Linked DNA regions of Homo sapiens: region 1 is linked to region 2. Evidence: read pairs that join two places in POLR2A ChIA-PET (ENCODE). Cell type or tissue: HepG2. All regions are shown on one strand. Each heading gives the region's core, and the rest is flanking DNA. Links, peaks and the distances in the headings are about the cores only.

Evidence for each region. ChIA-PET counts read pairs that join two places held together with the same protein. Peaks named below come from ENCODE experiments on the same cell type or tissue, not always from the same donor. Only the 100,000 strongest peaks of a DNase experiment are listed, where the experiment ranks them.
Region 1: POLR2A ChIA-PET joins it to region 2 with 19 read pairs; 22 of 35 experiments call an interaction of 5 or more read pairs at or near these places.

The regions. Positions count from the first base shown.
Region 1 is chr20:45,832,068-45,835,016 of GRCh38, reverse strand. It overlaps SNX21 (sorting nexin family member 21), which reads right to left and starts at 1,218. Exons shown (of 4, transcript NM_033421.4): 1 at 1,077-1,218; 2 at 549-816; 3 at 1-58. The coding sequence starts at 1,097. It also overlaps a transcript of TNNC2 not described here. RefSeq lists silencers at 635-684, 725-844, 865-1,174. In HepG2, for the core only: no CTCF peak of the experiment used is centred there; DNase peaks (open chromatin) are centred at 966 and 1,306; H3K4me3 peaks cover 1,981 bases.
Region 2 is chr20:45,890,350-45,893,031 of GRCh38, reverse strand. It overlaps NEURL2 (neuralized E3 ubiquitin protein ligase 2), which reads left to right and starts at 1,824. Exons shown (of 2, transcript NM_080749.4): 1 at 1,824-2,682. The coding sequence starts at 2,041. It overlaps CTSA (cathepsin A), which reads right to left and starts at 1,697. Exons shown (of 15, transcript NM_000308.4): 1 at 1,653-1,697; 2 at 1,270-1,463; 3 at 1,005-1,116; 4 at 709-759; 5 at 548-634; 6 at 152-307. The coding sequence starts at 1,463. It also overlaps a transcript of SPATA25 not described here. RefSeq lists enhancers at 1,361-1,410, 1,650-2,359 and a silencer at 1,451-1,720. In HepG2, for the core only: CTCF peaks have their summits at 746 and 1,670; DNase peaks (open chromatin) are centred at 740 and 1,741; H3K4me3 peaks cover 2,278 bases.

The sequences.
Region 1 (2,949 bases), core at 1-2,500, 58 kb after region 2:
TGCAGCTGCCGCGCCAGGAGCTGACTGCCCCACTGCCCATCAGGTGGGGGGCTCCGTTCTGCAGACACATGACCAGTCATATCAATGGGCCTAGGGCCAGGGTCGACATCAACCACTGACGTGGCCTCACTCATCCTCCCAGTGTGAGGCAGGACTTACCCCCTTTTTACAGAAATGGAAACTGAGGGACAGAGAGGCACCGAGGAGCCAAACACCGTGCCTGGCAGACAGTAGGGGCTAAATTAATAGCTCCACCCTCAAAATATCGTTAATACATCATTTCCATTCGGATCCCAAGCCCTGTACATTTAATGCCTGCAGCAATTCTGAGATGAGAGTGAGTTCTCCCACTTGACACAAGGGAAAACTTGGCTCAGAGGGGGGTTAAGACTCTCTCAAGGTCACACAGCCAAGAGGTGGCCCAGGCGCTTTAAGAAGTGTGGGAGTTTCAGCTGGATCAACTTAGCGCCCTGGATGCTCTGGGAACGCGGCTGGGATGGAGGCCTAATCGAGCCCCAGGGTTCCCGCCTCCGTCCTCCTGCACTCGCCTGCGTCTTCTCCTGACGTCCCATCCCCGAGGGGCAGCTGGTCAGGGCCAGCCTCCTCGTCGTCCTCGTCCTCGTCGTCCTCGTCGTCCTCGGCGCTGGTGAAGCTGAGGGTGCCGCTGAGTCGGGAGGACAGGCCCTCGGCGTCGTCGTCCTCCAGCTCTGAGCTCTCCGGAAACTGCTCGGCCTCTGGACTGGCCGCCGCCTCCCCGGGGCCGTCGCCGGCCAAGGCGTGCCGCAGCCGGTGCAGGAGCCGGGAGGCCATGGCACCCTGGGGGGAGCGCGCGACGCTGTGTACCGGATCCCGGAGGAGGGGTACCCCAGCCCGGCGCAGGAGGAGGAGGGGCGGGGCCCGAACCGGAGAGGGAGGGGCGCGGTGAGGCCCCACCCCCTGGCAGTCCGAGGTCTTGCGAACCAGGGGACCCAGCCAGCATCGCTTTCCCCCCAACCCACTCAGCCTAGGACCGCGTTCCTCCCCGGAGGGGCTCAGGACCCTCCCGATGTCTCTTGCGCCGCCTCGTGCGCCTCTACCTCCTGCGTCCCACGGTGCATTCAGGGGCGCGCCGCGCCCCAGGGGTCCGGGTGCAGCCCCCCGCAGCCCATGGAGGTCGGCCGGGTTCTGCAGGGCTCCGCCGGGCTCAGGCCGCTCAGAGCGCCGCTCGGGCAGCTTCCTGCCGCCGCCCCGCCTCCTGCCCCGCCCGCTCGCCCGAGCCGCCCGAGAATCCCGGGCCCTTGGCTCCAGGAGGGACTTGGGAAGCCTGGGTCGGCCTGAGGGAGTCCCAGGCCTGCCGCAGAGTCATCCCAGTCCGGCCAGGCGCGTACCCTCCTTGAATCCTCCCACCCCACCCACGTCATCTCCAATCTGTCCCACTCATTTCCACCCAACGCTCTTTAACTTCACAAAGTAATTATGCAATAGTAGGGAGGCCATGTCTCCCGAGAGAAAACGAAGGGCCAGGAGAAGATGCGTGATTTGGGTTGGTTGGAATCTGACCTCGCTGAGCCTAGGTTTTCTCATATGTAAAACAGGAACAATACTGCTAAAACTAATTTTGCAGCTCTTGTAAGAACGCTCGTCCCGTGCCTGGCATAGAGCAAAGGCTGACGAAATGATCACTTACATAATGATTATTGTTTCTACAGTGTTCACAGGCTTGCACAATCTGATTTGAACCTCACACATGGGAAGTAGGCAAACAGGGAAACTGAGGACCAGAGAGGGTGAGTTACTTGGCTTAACCACACAGCTTGCCAGAGGTTTCTTTCTTTCTTTCTCTCTCTCTCTTTCTTTCTTTCTCTCTCTCTCTTTCTTTCTTTCTTTCTCTTTTGAGATGGAGTCTCACTCTGTCACCTAGGCTGGAGTGCAGTGGCACCATCTCTGCTTACTGCAACCTCCGCCTCCCTGGGCTCAGGTCATCCCTCCCACCTCAGCCTCCCCAGTAGCTAGGAATAGAGGCGTTCGCCACCACACCCAGCTAATTTTTGTATTTTTTGTAGAGATGGGATTTGGCCATGTTGCCCAGGCTGGTCTCGAATTCCTGGGCTCAAGTGATCCACCTGCCTCTGCCTCCCTCAGAGGTTTCTGAGTATGGGGCCTGGAGCCCAGGTCCCCTGCTGCATACTGCCCTTTTCCTGTGCAGCAGGCCTGATAATCTCAGTGGCTCCCCAGCTTTGTTTTATCTTTTATCCGCAGGGCAGCTGCAGGTCAAGAAAAAGTTATTGTGGCTTCCTGTCACAAAGCCTAGGTATCAGTTGTTAGGGCAGATTTTGATAGTTATACAATACAATAAATAAAATCAAAATCTCTCCAAAGTAGCTCCTACCCTTTCTGAGTGGCACAGGAGAGAAGGGTGGGGGAAAATGCCTTGGGATAAGCAGAAGGTATTTCAGCTCCCTGCCCTCCCATGTGAGCAGAAAGGCTGGGGTTCTTATTTTCTGAGGGTCCACTTTCTACATCCTGCTCTAGGCACTTTACTGTCACATCTCTCCCTCACAGCGTCCTGGGGAAGAGGCTGTAACTGGACATTAATGGTCCATTTTCAAGATGAAGAAACTGAGGCAAAGTGACTTCCCCAAGATCCACATCTGGGAAATAGAGGGGCTGGGATTTTAAGCCTAAGTTTGTGCAATTTTATTTATTTATTTATTTATTTTTAGAGAGGGAGACAGAGTCTTGCTCTGTCGCCCAGGCTGGAGTACAGTGATGCAATCTTGGCTCACTGTAACCTCTGCCTCCCAGGTTCAAGCAATTCTCCTGCCTCAGCCTCCTGAGTGGCTGGGACTACAGGCATGTGCCACCATGCGGCTAATTTTTGTATTTTTAGTAGAGGTGGGGTTTCACCATATTGGCCAGGCTGATCTGGAACACCTGGCCTCAAGTGATCCACCTGCCTCTACCTCCCAA
Region 2 (2,682 bases), core at 183-2,682:
GAGGCACACAGACAGACCTAGGGCAGCCGGTGGTGGGGAGGTTATGCAGGAAGCTGGGTTGGATGGGGACATTGACCAGTCAGTCTGACCTTGCTAACTGTAAGGCCACAGCCTCAAGCTACCTCCCTTCCCTCCTGCAGCTACCCTGCACCTGAAGGTTCATGCTGGGATCCTGCATGACCAGCACGGCCAGGGTGGGGATGTAGATGCCAGCATAGCTCTCCCCGGTCAGGAAAAGTTTGTTGTTCTTGTACTCCGGAAAGAGGCGGAAGAAATCTTGAAGGGCCTCAAAATTGCTCTGGGCGACCTGGGGATGGCAGAGCAAGACAGAGGGAATCAGGAAGCTTTGGTATTTGAACTGGAAAGAACTTCAGAGATAATGACATTAACCCACCCTATTTGTGCAAGAGGAAGTGACTGGCCACCATACCACAATAGCATATGACAGAGCGAAAAGTAGACTCCAAGGCCATGCTCTCTCTCCCAGCATCATGCCATGGATGGAGGACCGGGGAGCCTGGGGCAGATGGGCAGGCACCAGACTCACCTCAGTGTCATTAGTTGCATAAAACTTGTCATCGGAGTAGGAGAAGCCCACCCCAGCTGGGGACTCCAGGTATAACACATTGGCAATCTAGAGGGGAGGGAAAAATTAGCTAAATGCCACCCCATCCAAGTGCCCAGACACACCCACAGCTCCAGCTATACCAGATTCCAAGAATAGGGGTTGTACTCCAGGGTGACACCATCTGGCTGGACCTGAGGAGGAAAGAGATGGCTGAGTAAGTCCCAAGGGCCAGCTGGGTGGAGGGAAAGGGCCACCATGAGAGGCACTTTACATGTGGGTAAAACCTCTGAGAGGTACAGGCAGCAAAGCCAATGGCATAGAGGAAAATCCCGAGGCTTAGAAGGAAGGAAACTTTTTGGAAAATCACAAAGCCCCTCTCTCGCTTTCCCCAGCCTTTTACTTTGGGAACTGTGCTTTCCCCCTGCTGTCCACTCACCAGGAAGGGGCCATGCTCTGTGAGGAGCCCATCTAGTGAGCTGCAGCCGGGACCCCCATTGAGCCAAAGCACCACAGGGCTGTTCTCGGGATCCTTCTGGGACTCCACAAACCTGGGAGGGGGGTCAGGGCAGGGTTGGCGCAGTTGGAGGGGCCCTTTCCAGCCCTCCCGGCTCCCAGGCATCCTCAGGGGTCTGCAGAACTACCCCCCATCCCTCATCCGTCATCTCTTCTCCCAATCCCGCCCAGAAGGCAGGGCGGCAGACCAGTAGTGGAGGTGCTTGGAGCCGGAGCCTTTGAGGTAGCCGGAGTACTGGCGGAAAGACGGCTGCTTGGCCAGCCCGGGGAGGCGCTGGATCTCGTCCTGGTCGGGGGCTGCCTCGCCTCGGGACGCCCAGGACACTAGCAGCAGCAGCAGCAGCAGCAGCAGGAACAGCGGCGGCGGCGCGGCTCGGATCATCTACGGGAGGCAGCAGAGGGGCTGTTGACTCGCTCCTCAGCGCTTCCGTGCAGCAGCCCCCGGGGAGTTGCTGGCGGCGCCTCCGCGAGGGAAGCCCCGGCCCCAGCGCCAGCTCCCACCCGCGAGCCTCCTCTGCCGCGCACCGATCCCGGGCTCGGGGATCCCCTCCAGCCTCCGGTGCCAGCTCACCTCTGCTCCCCCGCGTCCTTGCTCTCCAGGAGGCGCCCGGGGACTGGAAGTCATGTGTACGAGTCACGTGAACTCCGGCGCCACGTGACAGTCTTCCTCCCGCCCCTTCTTTGGTCCCTACGGACCTGGGGGGCGGTGGCGGTCAATGCCGGGTCAAGGTCCGCGGGCCTCGCAGATCGTAGCCCGGGCGCACGCGATCAGATGATCCTGTTGTGGACGGCTAAGTTGTAGGCGGGATGGCTGAGAAAGCGGCGCTAGGACCCCCGGGCAGAGGCTCGGGGAAGGGAGTCAGGGGGGAAATGCCTTACAAGGTCGCCTTGCGGTCACCATCATTGCCCGCCGCCCAAAATAGCCCCCGGCGCCAGCTGGCCTGCCCTATGGCCGAGAGATGGCTGCTGCCTCCGAGCCCGTGGATTCGGGTGCACTCTGGGGACTCGAGCGCCCGGAGCCCCCTCCCACCCGCTTCCATCGGGTGCACGGTGCCAACATCCGCGTGGACCCCTCTGGGACGCGGGCCACACGCGTGGAGAGCTTCGCCCACGGCGTGTGCTTCAGCCGCGAGCCGCTGGCCCCGGGCCAGGTCTTCCTGGTCGAGATCGAGGAGAAAGAGCTGGGCTGGTGCGGACATCTGCGTCTCGGTCTGACCGCGCTGGACCCCGCCAGTCTGGCCCCCGTTCCCGAGTTTTCTCTGCCCGATCTGGTCAACCTGGGCCACACCTGGGTCTTCGCCATCACGCGCCACCACAACCGCGTGCCCCGGGAGGGCCGCCCGGAGGCGGAGGCAGCGGCCCCCAGCCGACCTCCAACCCTCCTCGTGGAACCATATCTGCGCATTGAGCAGTTTCGCATTCCCCGGGACCGCCTGGTGGGCCGCAGCCGGCCAGGGCTCTACAGCCATCTCTTGGACCAGCTCTATGAGCTGAACGTGCTGCCTCCGACCGCGCGCCGTAGCCGCCTGGGTGTCCTCTTTTGCCCGCGCCCCGATGGCACGGCCGACATGCACATCATCATCAACGGCGAGGACATGGGC